Regions from separate parts of the Mus musculus genome. Here region 2 is linked to region 1. A link is a loop called in an ENCODE intact Hi-C map of the cell type or tissue named here. Cell type or tissue: heart. All regions are shown on one strand.

Region 1 (8,000 bases):
TTTTGTAGAAAAATAAAATGTGATCCCATTTTTTTTGAATTTTCAACACCACCAGTTGTCTTCAGTTGTCAAAGATTTTTAGAAGACAAAACACAGTCTTCTCAAGAAAGAGAACTATTTTATCTTCCAAACTCAAGGTTTTACCAGTTTTAGAAACCAGTGAAGAAACACACTACTAAAGTTCTACTTTTTAAAAGGCATAACAGAAAACCTCCTCCAAACGACACACAAACACGTAAGAGAGTCCAGAGTCAGAGGACCAGTAAAGTTCCTTCAGTCACAGCAGTGCCTCTCAAATGCTCTTCAAGATGCTGTCGCGTGTGTTCAGCCGATGGTGTGCACGTGCATGTTTGCCATGCAGAAACCACCTGAATTCCAGGATCAACCACTTTTTGAAGGAGGACTCTGAAGATCTGCTCTCTCTGCTTACTTTACTCAGCCCTGACTAAGCAGCATTTTCACTCTTGTGATAACTTATTTATAGGAGCTATTTACAAGACAGCCAGGGTGTCTGCTATAGGGAAAAGAACTACCACCTCTATGGTTCACCCTGGATCAAGACAAGCAGAAAGTAGTTTCCCTGCTACTAGAGGATAAACTTCCAGAGGGAAAGCCCTGTCTCTTACAGAGTTCCTCCACAGAGGAAGGTTTCCACAGAAAGAAAGGGAACTAAATGAAAGCTAACTGAATGGCAAGCAAACTTAGTCATGCACAGCAAATAAGATACTTTAATTCCCGGTTTGAAAGAACTGTCCTAAACCTGGCTCCCACATTATACTCTGGGTCACAAAGCAGAAGCACAGACAAGTATATGTCCCTGTTCCCTGCTGAAAATCTAAGTGCTTCCTTAGCTCCTGACTTTGCATCAGTGTACAAGAAAGGTTGCAATGTTGCCTTGATGTTTAAAATCATAAAGGAACTTACTATAGTTCTGACCTCCCAGGAAAAGCAAGGCTGACAGAGAACACTCCTTATGGAAAAAGTATTGGCAAGATTCCACAAGTCAAACTGATTAAAAACTAGACCAAGCCTAGATGAATCCACAAAAATGCTGTTTTAACACCAAGTTCCTGACTGAATTAATACTTTCAACTGGGGTGGTGTCTCTCTCTCTCTGTGTGTGTGTGTGTGTGTGTGTGTGTAACTAGTTTATTTTTCTCCTTGAAAGAAAAAAAAAGTTGAGATTTAACTATCTATATTAAACTAACATACCACTCTACTATTTCTCATTCTGTCCTTGTGCTAAGGACATAGAAAAGGGAATCAATTTTAAAACTGATGTCAAACTAACTCCACTGATTAAGCAGGGTAACTACAGCCTGGGATTCACTTACCTCACTAGCTAACTTGTTTTTTGTTTTAATCTAGAAACTTTAATTTTGAAAGCATAAACATGGGATAGAAACTCATAAACTTCAAATTTACCAATCTGTCCAGATTTTTTGAGGGGTGGGGGCAAGATACCTAAAAAATATAAAATCAAAACACACACTCCCAGGAAACAACCTCAAATGGGGTGTCACACTGGGGAATTCACCTGTTACAAGCCTGTCAAAAACGCATTATCCCCCTTAACCAGCAGGTACCAGAAACAGGGAAGGGAGTGCTGTATTCACCCAGTGGACAAAAAGGAAAAAAAAAAGCATTTTTCATTTTAAATAGCTCTTAAAATTTGCTGACCAAGCCCTTTCCCATTTCCAATTTTTACTTTTACTGTTCTTTTTGTTTTCTTGCAGTTTTTCAAGGAAAATAAACTTTTCATAAGGAAACTGGAAGACTTAAAATGTCGCCTACTTATCACCTAGAAAGGCAATCCGAGTCCTCTGTGCCCCAAGCATCTAGCTTTCAGCCTCTTTATTATCGTTGTCAATGAATGGGCCCCAGTCAAATGAAAGCTGCCATTTTAGGGGAAAGACTGGAGGGCTTTCTGTTGTGCAACAGCGAGACAAAAACACTGTGCGACAGATGTACTCTGGGGGCTGGGGAGGATGCAACTTCATAAAACCACTGCTCAAGTTATTTCTCGGACATTACTGTAATCGAAACGTAATTATAACTGGAATAAATCAGGTACGGAGCTTCTGGGTCATTGCCACTAAGATTTTTTTGTCATCGTTAGAACAGATCTGTGAGGAAATAAAGAGATGTATTTTTCTCCCACTGATTATCACACGTATGATGAGTATTCCCCCTCTTACAGAAAGAGAATTGAGGGAAAGTAACTGTGGGCCCCTTAGGAAGGTGTCACCCACTGCAAAGACGGCTTCAATTTAAAATCTTAAAAAAAAATAAAAACCAGAGCTCACAAAATTATTTAAAAATATTTAATATATTCAGAGATCCAGCTCAGAGGATAGACACAGTTTAAGTAAGTTATTTAAATCGATTGCTAGATAATACACAATGGGAAACTAAAAAGTATACTTAGCAAGTGGAGAACTGGATAGTGTATCTAATTCTAGCAATTCAAAGGAAACTCTCCATGTGGGTTGCTACTTTTCTTTTGTCCATTGTCTGTTCAGAAGAGGGAAGAAGAAGGGGGAAAAAAAAAAAACTAGTTTAAAACCCAGGCGTGAACAGTCTCTAAAAGTGACCTCCAGGGAGAACCGCGCTGCCGGGCCGGAGCTCCTCCCGGGCCGCCGGCTCCACGGGGGCGCTCACAAAGCGGGCTACCGGGCCAGAGTTTGGGGTGCGCTCCCACGGCGCAAGGCTCCTCGAGGCAGAGCCATCCGGAGAAAGGCGACTCGGGAATGATGGCTGCTCGGGGCCAGCGGCTCCTTCCCCGGAGCCTCCTGACCAGTCCCCCGCCAACCGGCCGCCCCCTCCCCGTGCCACTCAACCCGCGCCGCCTCGCCCACCCCGCACCGCGCCCCGCCGCGCCCCGCCCGCGCCCCCAGCGAGCCCTGTCCCCGGTGCGAAGCAAACAAACAACGCGTTCCCCGCCACCCTCCTTCCTCTCTCGCTGACCGCTCGGCCTCCAGCCACCTCGGCCGCTCGCGCCCCGAGCCGGCTCTCCGCGGGGCCACCGCGTAACCCCGGCGCTCCGGGGCCACCTGGCGACCCCCGCCCCCGCCCGGACCCCCGACAGGCTGGGGGGAGGGGAGCGGGGACGCGAGTTGGGATCGCGGATTAAAGTCGCTATTATGCCGCCGCTGGCGGCCCGGCCAGCTCGGCAAGGTGGGGTCCCCCGGTCGCCCGCCCGCACTCGCCCCAGCCCGGCTCCCTTTCTTCTCGTCCTCGCGCACTTGGGAGCTGCCGGGGAGCCCCAGGAACCCCTAGCTGCGGGCTCGGAACTCTGCGACCGCCGCCGCCACCGGCTGGGCTCGGGACGCCCCCCGCGCCGCGTGTTCGCGCCACCCCCGCCCCCGCCCCACGCGGCGCCCCGCGCACTTTCCCTGCCGCCGACCCACCTCGCCCGTGGCCGTCCCCGCACGGGCTAGCGCCGCCGCGCCCGCAGGGACGCACTTTGTTCGCGCCGGTGCGGCCGCCGCTCCCGGCGAGCGCGGCGTGGTCGGGCCGGAGCGGGGGGCGGGGGCGAGGCGGGGGGCGCCGCCGTCCCCGAGCCCCGCGCTCAGCGCCCCGCGCCCGCGCGCCCGCCGCCGCTCGCGCCGGAGTTGGAACCCAACTTTTTCCTCCTTCCCTTTTCTCTCGAACGCAGCCGGCAACTCGTGCTCGGTGCCGGCGGGAGGAAACGCGCTCGCGCTCCCCAGAGCGCAGACACGCTCCCTCCTGTCCCCGTCCCCCCCGACGCCGGCAGCACAACAAAAAGCCATTTACATGCGAGGAAGTGACCCTCGGCCGCCCCGCGCGCCCCCGCCGCCGCCGGCCCCGCGGACGCAGGCAAAAGTTGGGGCGCGGGGCGGCGCTCGGGCCGCGGGTTCGGGCCCCGGCGGCAGCAACGCAGGCGACCGGGCGGGCGGCGCTACGCTCCTGCCGACCGCGGCCCCCGCGCACCTCTCCCCGCGCCCCGCACACGCCCAACTCCCCTCTCGCAACTCCGCGCGGCCGCGGCCCGGCACGGTTTCCTGCCGCCGCCCCTCCCGGGGGCGCCGGGGAAGTCTGCGCTCACCGGCTCGCTCCTTCGCTCGGGCTAGTCAGCCGCCGCGCGCCGTGGGGAACAAAACGCAGAGCGGCTCCGGAGTTGGCTCGGCGGCCGCGGCCGGGGGCTGATCCACGGACGCGGAGTTGGCCGCGCGCGGACGGGGCTCTGGCGAGTTGCGGGGTCTCCGGGTCCCCGGGCCGCCTCCTCCGCGGCGCTCCTTTGTGTAATTCCACTCGATTCAAGTTTAATCCGATAGTTCCCGAGCACGAGCGCGTCCGCACCACCACGGCTCAACCCCCGCGCCGCCGCCGCCACCGCTGCCGCCGCCGCCGCCGCCGCCGCCGCGGCCCCAGCACGCCAGCGCCTGCGCGCGCCCTGCACGCCGCGCGCACGAGCCTCCCGGGCCGCGCGCGCCCGCGGCCGGCTCTCTCCGCGGCGCGCCCGCGCCCGCGCGCCGCCACCTGACGTCAGGCGCGCCTGGCATAATTTATGCAAGAATTCGGCCGGGGTGGCGGAGGCCGCGGAGAGGCCGAGAGAAGGGGGCGGCGCGGCGCGGGCGGCCGCCCCTTCCCGTCCCGCCGGGCGCCGGCGCAGCGGGCGGGTGTCGGTCCCGGTGCGCGGCCGCCGCAGCCTCTCGGGCCGCCTGCTGCCAGCGCTCTCGCGCGGGTGCAGAGGGTGCCACGTTTCCGCGCAGCACCTTCCCGGAGCCGCGGTGCGCCGCCCTGGGGCAGGAAGCGGAGGCCCGGAGCCCGTAGTGACCCCCCGCCACCGCGAGGGGTGGCCAGCCCGGTGCGGACCGAGGAGGCTAGGGGTGTTTGGGTGTCTCTTCTGTAATTATCCTTCAACTTGAGATGATTTTCCCACACGAAATACCTAGGATGGACGCCTTTCCTTTCAAATAGATCCATCCCTGCCTCACCACTTGGCTTTAACTGACGTCCTCGGTGATAGGACAGCGGGATCTGCCACTAAATCAAAAAGTTTTAACTAGAGAGCATTGATTTTAGTTGAATTTGTTAGCATGCCAAAAAACGAAGGGATAGCGCAATGGTTATGAAACAAAGAAATAGGATGTGTGCCCATTTTTAAACGTGTCAGAACTGGAGTGTTTTCATCATTCCTTCGCCAATGTGGCACTAAATATCATCTTCCAGCTTTGAATAGCCGACCTTCTTGCCCATTTCTCTTTCCGGTACAAGATGAATATTAACCTTGAAGACATTTTTTAAATTAGTTTCCCTCTTGTGTAATAGATATTTAAACATTTACTAAGCATCTTTTGTGTGTGAAACACGGAGCAGATTTATAAACGGTCAACAATTGTAAACTCCAGTATGGTTTTATTAGGCTAAAGACTGCACTCACTTATAAATAAGGAAGGAGGTTATACAGCCAGCTATGACAGCTGTGTAAGTGCTATTGAACTCAAAAATCGTAGAGAAAAGGCAAAGCATGCTAATCTGGCCCACTGATGGTTGTACTACTACTGAGCTTAGAATCACACAGTTTTATATGGACAAATGACTTGCCAAAACTGCTTCATTTATACTGCAGCTTAATCAGTTAGACATCTATCTCCTAATAGAAATAGTTTTACTCTTTTTTTTAAAAAATTTTTTTACAATTGTTGCTTATTTAAGTGCATTGATTCTGGTTTTCTTTCGCCATAAGTTGGATTTCTAAAAGAAACATAGTCATCAAATAGTTTACAGATAATCAGAAGAAAACATTAACACTACAGGGAAAAAAATGTGACATTGAAAATCTACTTTTTTATAGCTCCAGTATCATAAACCAAAAATCACAAATCTAATGTAAGTCTTCCACTTATAATAAGTTTATATCCCTCAAAGTAAAACTATCATAGATACTTGGGGGGGAATCTCACTTGTCAGACTCGCATCTATTTCAAGACAACTTACAAGCTAAATAATATGACCTCTACATTTAATGAAAGTATAACGTTTAGGCTCCAAGTGACTATGTGGAGGTCTCCTGTTGTGTCCTTGTGTATTTCACTAGGACGTTGGGACACTAACTTTTGTAATGTGCCAAAGATAAACACAGTCAGTGTGGGACATATCAGCCACATCTCCCCTCCCTGACTTAATATCCTCCTTATCCGGGAAGTCCGGGTTAGAAGTCCAGGCTTTCAGAGGTTCTGCTGGTGCAGAACTCCAAGGGCCTTGAAAACCCGAAGACCCTCAGGCGCAGACCTAGGCAGCTTTGTACCGGCTAAGCCTCAGCTCCCACCCACCCCCCACTACCCTAAGCCTGGAACACTCTTCTCTCCGTTTGCTTCTTTCTTGAAGTTTTCCCAAAGAGAATCATTTGAATTCACAAGCTTTAGCTTTAAGTATGCAAATACCTCAGGGCCAGATAAGGGTCACTCACAGCCAAATGTAAACTCCTGCGGAAGAGTTGCTTTTCTTCCCAGCACCCAGCTGAAGCTACCCCATTGACAGATTTTTACATTCTTTTCACATTGGATTGTAAGAGGTTCCAGGCTTGGTTCTAGGCGCTTGGCGTGAAGCTAACAAGGTTCCACCCTTTGCCGTCTAGTTGATTGGTAGTTGAGATTCAGTGAACAGAAAGAACAATGGGAGGTCTACATCCTCGAAGAATTAGGGCTTGCTTGTCCAAGCTGCTCATGCCCTGAGGGCAGCAGAAAGGTGTTATCGACCTAGGAGGTAGGGCTCTAACAGATGGAGTGGGAACCCATTGATTGCAGTTAGGAAACACAAACACATGACCTGTGGCTAACAGAAAAGGGAAAGCCACTTCCAAGAACTCAGAGAGATGGAACTCACCAGAGTAAGGCTAAGCTCTGCTTAGACAAAAGTTTGACTGTATTGGGGGAAAATAACCGGAGTGAACACTTTATGACAGAGAGTCATTTGCATAAACAGAATAACGGAGACGCACTCAAACTTCTAGAACATCTACTAAAACTTAAGCCCTATCAGTCTCTCAAATATTTTAAAATCTAAACTGTTTTTTTTTTTAAATTTTTCTCGTTCCGGATGGTTGTGAGCCACCATGTGGTTGCTGGGATTCGAACTCCAGACCTTCAGAAGATCAGTCGAGTGCTCTTACCCACTGAGCCATCTCACCAGCCCCTAAACTGTTTTATAAAGCACACTATTTCCAGTATAGAGGGACTGAAAATTGTTCTACATCCACATTTACCAAATTTCTGTTCCTTTCTCCAGTCAAGTCATTTGCATTAAATTATGATGCCGTAATCCCACTGAAAATATGTAGAAAAAGAGGCATACATAAGGATGTTGTGTACTGAAGGAAACACCAAAACCAAAGCCAAAAGTTTTCTTTCTTTTTTTAAAATGTGTTTTCCTGTGCATTGGTGTTTTGTTTGCAGGGTGTCAGATTCCCTGGACCTCCAGCCATATGGGTGCTGGGAATTGAACCTGGGTCCTCTGGAAGAGCAACCAGTGCACTTAACTACTGAGCCATCCCCCTCCCTGCCCCTCCCCCAAAATACTTTTTCTGCCTCATGTAATAACAACATATTTTTCCTGTAATTTTTCCATGGAAGAACTCAAGAGAAAAGCCAGGAACTCAGTCCATCCTCCTCCATTAAAAAGTGCCATCATATGTCATCGAAAATTGCAAGTTCTCACCCAATATTTGCCTTTCCTTTCTTAGTTATACTGCTTTGCAGTTAGTGGTAGTCTGCAACATACCTATTAAAGTGAGCTTGGCTTTGGCTCCTCTGCCTAAAGACTTATTTCTTTGTTAAGTAACTTCTTCTGGGTTTTTTAACATAGTTCATACACAAATATGAATTGGTTCAATTATTTTTCTGCAAATTATTGTTATTTGTGGAGTACCCTTCCAGTGCTTTCTAATTTACCTAAGAGCATGTGGTGCAAAATGTTTAGCAATAAGTGCACAGTATCTTTTAAGTAAGCAGATAGGATGTTGGTTTTAAAATCAT
Region 2 (8,000 bases), 150 kb before region 1:
CTTGCTGACCTCAGGCGCTCTGCACGCTTGCCCACCTCCGCCTGGTACCTACTTGTTGCAGTGGTGCTTCAGGTGCTTCTTGTAGCTGTCCTCCTGGAACAGGGCGTCTGGGTTGCAGCTTGCCAGCCAGTGAGCATCGTGCACTACTGGCTGCGTACTCTGGGCCTTCACCTTCTTCCCCTTCCGGCCCCTCGGCACAGGGGCCGACAGACCTAGAAGCACCAGGGTCACAGTCACGTATGCCTTTACAGTGCACATTACAGTGTCAGAGGCAGATACTGTAAGGCCCAGTGGGAGAGTAAGAGTCTACACCGCAGCCTTTTACCGAATGGTGGTGTTTCTGGTAGCCTTTTGTGACCCAGAAGCACAAAGAACAGAAGACAGACCTACCGGAATGATTTAGCAGGGCCCGAGTCTGGCCATCCGCCGTGGGTGTGATGAGGTCCCAGATAAAGCTTTTGATGTTCTCGTCCCCTCTGTAGTGGTTGAGACAGTACACCAGGATCGCTCTGCAGATGGTTTCGACATCTTGCTCAGTCAGCTGACGTTTGTAGCGTCCATGGGACAGGATATCTGTCCAGCGGCCCCAGCTAGAAAGCAAAAAAAAGGTGGCATGCAGATGGAATCTCTGACTATATAGATGTGACATCACCTTGACAGCCAGGGTCTGGGACTGAGAAATCCTGGACCCACAACGGCACTAGTCACTTCTAGAGATAGGAAAGAAGCACAGGTACGACACCTCCGCACAGAGGGAACGACAAAGCCCTGACACCCATGTTGCTTGCCAATAGTGTTCCTAGGCTGCTGGTAGCTACGGCTGTCATTTTTAGGAGATGCGAGCAACCAGAGGACCCTGGCATCTGTCTTCCTTCAACCTTTTGAGATGAAGGATGACTTTAAGTCTGTGTGACTACTAGAAATCAAAGCTACATGCGGATGGGTCCTGCTGCATCAACCCATCTCAAATGCCTCAGTAATTAGTGAAGTGCTAAAAGCCCTGGAGCTCCTTTTCAACAGGGAATGGCTACTTCCAGCTCAGGGAAGATGCTGGACCAAGTCTCAGGGCCTCCCAGAAAAAAATGCCAGGAGGAAGGACTAAGCGCAGGAAACAAAAGCACACGTACCACTGTCACACAAACAGCCACACAAACAGCCGTCGTACTGCTCGGTCTCAGAAATACCTACTACATAACACACGGGCTCAAAGGCCGCCTGAGCTGTGCCTTCCCCACCAGGCAGAGCTCACAATGTAGAGCCTCTCTGCTGCTTTCTGTAACAGCTGAGAGTCGTGCTTCGAGAACAGAGAAAATCCTCTGCCATGTGCTGCCTCTCGCCAAACCACGGTTCTTCCTGGCTGTTCTGACCTCTCCCAGACCCAGGCCTCGGGCTTGCTCCTCCCTCCCTTTCTCACATCTGCACATTTCTGATGTCCCTCAGCCACAGATTCTCTCTGTGACTCCTCCTCGCCCCCAAAGCGTGAGGGCAGTCCCTATGTCTTAAGGGAATGTGCTGAGCTTCTGTGTCCTCTTAGCCAGGCGCTGCCTGTCACTTCATCTTCATAGGCTACTGACATTTTTGCTTGCTCACCTGCCTCTTAGGCTATACCAGCCTTGCTCAGTGGTAGCTCTGGTATCTGAGTGCCCACCACAGGGTGGTTGTTTAATCCATAACAGTAGAAGTGGGAAGAGGAAAGGACTTGACTGAAAGACAGACGCCATGAGCATCCTAGGAGTTATAAGTATGCTCCAGTCCTAAGGTTTCCAACATAGTTTGTATCTATGATCATCAGGCCGAAACAAGGAAGGAGGTACAGGGGCAAAGGTACAGGGGTAAGTCTCTGTCCTGGGTAGAGGCCGGCGAGCTACCCAGTGTACAGCTGGCACACAAACATCTATGCAGCACGGTGTATCTGTGGCACGGCGCATACACTGAGGATACACTGAAAGAGCTCCTGTCCTTCTGGAAATGCTGAATGGGATTCCATCAGGAGAGAGAATGATGAGACATGCAGGCCAGAGTGCAAAGGGGCGCGGAGCGGAGGCAGGCTTAAGGCTGGTCACCTGTGTAGGAGGGGGCGGGGCCTAGGCAGAACCAAGGGGGCACACAGAGAAGGGTAGGGGCGACAGGGGAGTTAGTGGAAGCTAAGCTCCCAAACAGAGCTCACCCATGAGAAAGATTCCGACAGACAAGTGTCAGCCGCAGAACCCTGTAGGCCTCGGACATGTGCTATCCCCCCAGTCGCCCCCCCCCCCCCTTCACCAGCAAGGAGCCATTGGAAGAAATGCCTCAGGCCATAGCCAGGACAACATGGAACCAGTGACAGGTGCTCTGTTGGCTGTCTCTGTTTTAATGGAATCTGTCTACAGCCCCATGATCTGTGAGCACGTTCTTCCTACTCATTCAGGTGTTTACTGAGGACCCTGCGATTCAAAGTGCTACGTGGGTGCCATGGGACATGGGATGGGAAGCTGATGTGGGAGTCGTCCTGTAGCAGAAGGAAGCCCACAGACTGGAGACGTTCAGATGGGCTCTGAGGCTGCAGACTAGCTGGAGGACAGGCACATGAAGGAAGCCCTGCCTCTGCTAAGCCTTTACAGCAGAAATCTATTAAAGGTGACTATGGTCATAAAGTTTATGTGACAGTACACTGCCAAAAGATTTTGCAATTTTACATCATTCTTAGTTTTTAATAATTAGAACTGTCGTAATTCCCATGGTGCAAGCTAGCACTCATAAATTCCAGTGGCTTCTCTCTCCACACCCAGGAGGATTTAGAACGTGGGTCATATCGACTTTACGAGCCACAACCTGCAGAAAGTTAGTGCGGAGGTATCTGTCTGGCCACGCTAAGGGGAGCCACGCAGATCCACAGAAAGAAGGTTTTCCTATGACAACTGAGAATTCCAGCTGTTGGTAAAATAAAATGAGACTCCATGCAGCGAACCGGCCTTACCCGTAAACCAGCAGATTCTTCTCTACCCTGAAGCACTCGCTCCGGGCATAGCCCTGAGACTTATCCTGGGGGCGCCGTGGCTTTGCACAAGGCTTTTCTTCGGAGTCGCTTTCCAGGTCGGAGAACTCCATCAGTTCGTCTTCCTTCACTGCGCTGTATAGCCGGGTCTGCTTCCTCACTCGAGGAGTGTCAATAACCAGGTTGTTCTAACGAAAGAGCAAGCATGGTGAGCGTCATACCAACCTTCGGGTCAGATTAGGCAGCAGTCTGGATGGGACTTTCTCACTCACCCTCCCGTTTAAGGCATCGATGTCCAATTCAGCCTTCTTAGCCCACTTCTGCCAGAAATTTGGGTCATCCAAAGAAATGTCTGTCCTATTTCCAGACGCAACAAAGCTGGCCTAAAGGTGGAAAACGTGTGCGTTACTCTGAGATGCGGTTCTCAGAGTCAGGACCCCCGGTAGCCTCTGTTTATCTAGTCACAGTATATGCGTGCTCAGCCTCTGCAAGGCAGTATAGTGGATGGGAGACAGATGACAAGTGCCCCATGTACACTTTTCCACACCTGCCACAGGAGTAGAAAAGTACAAGCAATTGAGAAAGGCCTGGAACTTGGTTCCAGCAAAGTCCTGCTAGGAGCAGATCTAAAAAAAAAATTAGTTTTCTCTAGAAGAAAATGCTTGGACCATATTTTAGAAGACTTGTACAAGAAGAGAGGTGGCAGGAATGTTCATGGCAGAGCCCTGCACAAAGGCCCAGGAGAGGAGCAAGGATGAGGGGCTCGAGGTACAGGAGCCATGGCAAGTTGATGAGGGTGGAGGCCGGAGCAGGGGGCGGGCACGTGTGGTTAGCAGTCTGAGCCCTAGCCCAGGGGAAGCAGGAGCTATTAGAAAATAGGGATAAGTTTAATATGGACATGGCTGTGCCTCGAGTTGCATGGGGGAGAAGTTATAGCGACAGCCACCAGTGAGGTTAGAGCACACTGCTCCAGCAGTTTACACCAGAAATAATGACCAAATATGAAGAAGACTTCCTAAAAAGACCTTCTTCAAAAGGTGAAATTAATAGAGGTAGACATCAGCAGACATGAACAACAAGAGTGAAGAAGGCAGGGAGAACTACCACATCCAACTCTGGCATCTGCATGTTACTCAGAAGGAGAACGTGCGTGCATGCGTGCGTGAAACACGTACGTGTGTCTTACACATGTGTCTTACACATGCTGAGACTGCATGTGAGGACTGAGGAAAGACTGCAAGAGACTGTAACGACATGAGCGTGCAGAGGCCAGAGAAGAACCTCTACAAGCTGGGGCCACGGGGGAGCTCAACTCCTTCCTCACACCACAGACAGCTCAGCTTGAAACAGATCACAAACTAGTTAACATGGTACCTGTGAGGACGAGGGAAAAGCCACCTGAACACACAGGTATGGGAAAGCAACAGGAAGTGATCCATCCAGAAAGAAAACAGGTTCAACAGTTTTAGCCACCGGGGAAACAGAAATTGGAAGAAAACAAACAAACAAGGAATGCTGTCCAGGATGGAGTGAAAAAGGAATTCGTATTCATTGCCAATAGGGACGAAAATTCACAGAGCCACTATGAACGTCAGTGTGGAGCGCCTCAAACCACTAAAAATAGCACTACCATGTCACCCAGCCACGCCACCAGATTGTGTTCTTGAAGGCTGGTCTCTGAGTCAACACACCACAGAGACACTTGCACACCCAAGTTTCACAATAGGCAGGAAATGGAACCAGCCTAGATGTCCAACAACAGAGGAACTGATAAAAGAAGATGTTCTAGCTATACACAGTGGACTTTTATTTAGTTGTAAAGAAAAACAAAATCATGGCACTTGCGAGGAAGTGGATGGAGCCAGAAACCACGGTGTGGAGCAATCTAAGGCAGGCTCAGAGATATAAACACATTTGTTTCACATGTGAACCTGGATGCTATATGTGTGTGTGTAGGCTCCGTCATGAAACGACAGGAAGAGATTTTTAAGCAAAAGGGGAGAAGGAATAATAGGTCTTATGTGATGTGAAGGCAGATGAAGGGGCTTCTGCAGAGTGGAGGGGCCACTGAAGGCAGTAGTTTTTTTTTAGATAAGGGATGCTGTATACAATGACCAGTGGAAGAAGATGGGGGGGGGGGGTTGGAGCCCAGAACTTTCCCCAATTTGTTTAAAAGAGAAACAGAAACAAAGAAACCCAGCCTGTTAGTTCCTTAAATGATAAGCATGCACAGACCTCACTGGGGAGCCAAGAAAGCTAACATCACCTAGAGTTCTGCTTCTGTCGAATGTGCAAGAGAAACGAAAAGACATGTCCAAAAAAAAAAAAAAAAAAAAAAACCCTACTACACTGAAAATCCCAAAGTAAAAATAACCCAAATTTCATCAATTAGCAATTAATAAATGACTGGAGCATTTATCATCACCTGGTCACTGTGTGATACCCGCACAGTAGAACATTGCAAACCATAAAGGAATAAATTATTTGAGGCCAGCCTGGTCTACAGAGTGAGTTCCAGGACAGCCAGGGTTACACAGAGAAACCCTGTCTGGAAAAACCAAACCAAACCAAAACAAAACAAATTATCCATGTATAGTATAAGGGCAAACATGAAAAACATTAATTTTATGAAAGCACTCAAAAGACCACACGTGATATAACTTCACACCGAGTGGTGTTTCCAGGGTGGACAAAGCTATTTAAAAAAAAAGAGCATGCGGTTTGCAGAACTGGGTGAAGCGGGAAGGGTAGGGACTGCCTGCTAATGGGCACAGGGAGCTCTCTGAGGTAGTAGGAACATTCAAAACCTAGCGTTGTGCTAACGGTCACCCCAGCCTATAATATGTCAAAGTGTTGAATTTCATGCTTTACGGCAAGTAAACCAGTTTAGCAAAACTACAAAGTAGAGTGAGCCTTGGTGTGGACAACCCGAATACTAGCAAGTGGGTTTGAGGCGACAGTCAGGGCTCAGAGCAGCTTGGCCTTAGCGGGCTGGCTTGGTGGAAGAGCACACGGTGCCAGCTGTGAGGCAGGCAGTGGCAGGAGCTGGGGTAGAATGCCATGGGCTCATTTTAGCTGTGAGCAGAGCTGTGGAGCCCTAACGAAAGGGGAAAACAAGACAGACTTAAACATGGAGCGACCTGATCATCTTTTCGGGTCGTTTTGGGCACTGGGGTCTGGGAGATTATGAAGAACAAAATTCACACGAGGACTTCATAGCGGGAGCATCGGGAAGAACACAGGAGGACAGGACCATGAGGGACCGCACAGGAGAGAACCCAGCGCACAGAGAACGCTGTGTGTGTTGGGAGGCGCTGGGAAAGTAATAACTAGTCTATAATTCACAATGAAAGGCCAATGTTCTGCATAAGTTCTCTTCATGAGTTCTAGAAGGCTGCACTAAAGACCTGGATTCAAACCTTAGCAAATGTGGAGCCTTTTCCTTCAGACTCAATGGTGATAGTGTGGGTTCGTCGAAGGAGAATCTGGTCAATATCCTCTTCACAAAACTTAGACCCTTCATCTTCTTCATCCATAAGTGCACCATATGCCCCCTTTCGCAGGAGGTCTTCTATTTCCTTCTTGGACAGCTGTTGTACCTTTTCAGAGAAATTTTAAGTATTCAGAGTAATTCAGGCTTAAAACACAAACTAAATGTCTTAAGAGAGTTTACTTATAACAAAGGAAAATACAATAAAATATACTGAGAATCTGAGGTTAAAAAACAGCCAGTGGAGCCGGGCAGTGGTGGCGCACGCCTTTAATCCCAGCACTTGGGAAGCAGAGGCAGGCGGATTTCTGAGTTCAAGGCCAGCCTGGTCTACAGAGTGAGTTCCAGGACAGCCAGGGCTACACAGAGAAACCCTGTCTCGAATAAAACCAAAACCAAACCCAACCCAACCAAACCAAACCAAACCAAAACCACCAGCCAGTGGAGTGTGGTAACACACTCCTTTAAACCCAGAAATCAGGAGGTTAAAAACAGGTGGATCTGCAAGTTCCAGGCCAGCAAGAGCTCATAGTGAGGCCTTGTCTCAAGAAAATAAACAACAAAAAACAATGTCAAATACTTCCTAACAATTAGCTGGATGCAAAAGGAAGGCAGACTGAACGCACAACCTGGGCAGTTTCTTCTTACCCCGTTAGTGGCATTTTCTCTTCCACTCATGGACTGCAACACGGCTTTATCCAGACCCAGCTTCAGACTAGCCTTGTCAAACATCTCCCTTTCATAGGAGTTCCTTGTAATCAGCCTGTAGATTTTCACAGATTTGCTCTGCCCTATTCTGTGGCATCTAGCTTGAGCCTAGAAAGAAAAGGAACCAAAGGCTGCTGCAATGGAGCACAGGACTGTGGAGCACACACAGGTCTGTGTCCTCCCTAATTACGTGGGTTAAAAGCTGATCTCAATGTTAGATTTAGAGATGAGGACTCAGAGGTAATTAGGTCACGAGGGTGGTGCCCTGATGAACAGGATTAGTGTCCTGTAAGAAGCAGCAGGAGGAAGACAGCTGTCTATGCAGCAATAACCTAATCTTGCTGGCATCCAGACCTCACAGTTCAACTCCAGAACCTTGAAAAAGGCATGGATATTGTTTACGCTACCCCATCATAGCATTCTGTTATGGCAGCCAAAGTGATCAACTCAACAAACATGTCTCACCGAGTGTGGTGGCGCACGCCTTTAATCCCAGCACTCGGGAGGCAGAGGCAGGCAGATTTCTGAGTTCGAGGCCAGCCTGGTCTACAAAGTGAGTTCCAGGACAGCCAGGGCTATACAGCAAAACCCTGTCTCTAAAAACAAAAAACAAACAAAACAAAACAAAACAAAAGAACGAAAAGAAACACATGTCTCTCTAGTTAGTTCTAAAACCACACATTGTTGAAATAATGAAAGGTGCAGTTTGGAACGATACCAACACTCTAAAGGGTTTCCTCTCATATCACACATCAGGTGATCACTAGTTGATATCCTCTGAGTCAGGAGACAAAGGCAATGACACACTAGTTCACTGGTGTGACTGAT

What was found. A loop is a pair of places that touch in the nucleus more often than their neighbours do. Peaks named below come from ENCODE experiments on the same cell type or tissue, not always from the same donor. Only the 100,000 strongest peaks of a DNase experiment are listed, where the experiment ranks them.
Region 2: it touches region 1 in a loop (2.2-fold over the local background); 10 of 42 quality-filtered maps call a loop at or near these places.

Annotation. Positions count from the first base shown.
Region 1 is chr4:8,686,845-8,694,844 of GRCm38, reverse strand. It overlaps Chd7 (chromodomain helicase DNA binding protein 7), which reads right to left and starts at 4,439. Exons shown (of 38, transcript NM_001277149.1): 1 at 4,070-4,439. In heart, a CTCF peak has its summit at 4,808; DNase peaks (open chromatin) are centred at 2,914, 3,724 and 4,514; H3K4me3 peaks cover 4,330 bases; H3K27ac peaks cover 4,822 bases.
Region 2 is chr4:8,839,669-8,847,668 of GRCm38, reverse strand. Chd7 (chromodomain helicase DNA binding protein 7) reads right to left here. Exons shown (of 38, transcript NM_001277149.1): 18 at 7,113-7,280; 19 at 6,394-6,573; 20 at 3,247-3,357; 21 at 2,957-3,162; 22 at 391-590; 23 at 53-212. Among named protein-coding and RNA genes, the nearest start is that of Gm46842, 67 kb to the left of the region's middle. In heart, no CTCF peak of the experiment used is centred here; a DNase peak (open chromatin) is centred at 4,638; H3K27ac peaks cover 1,014 bases.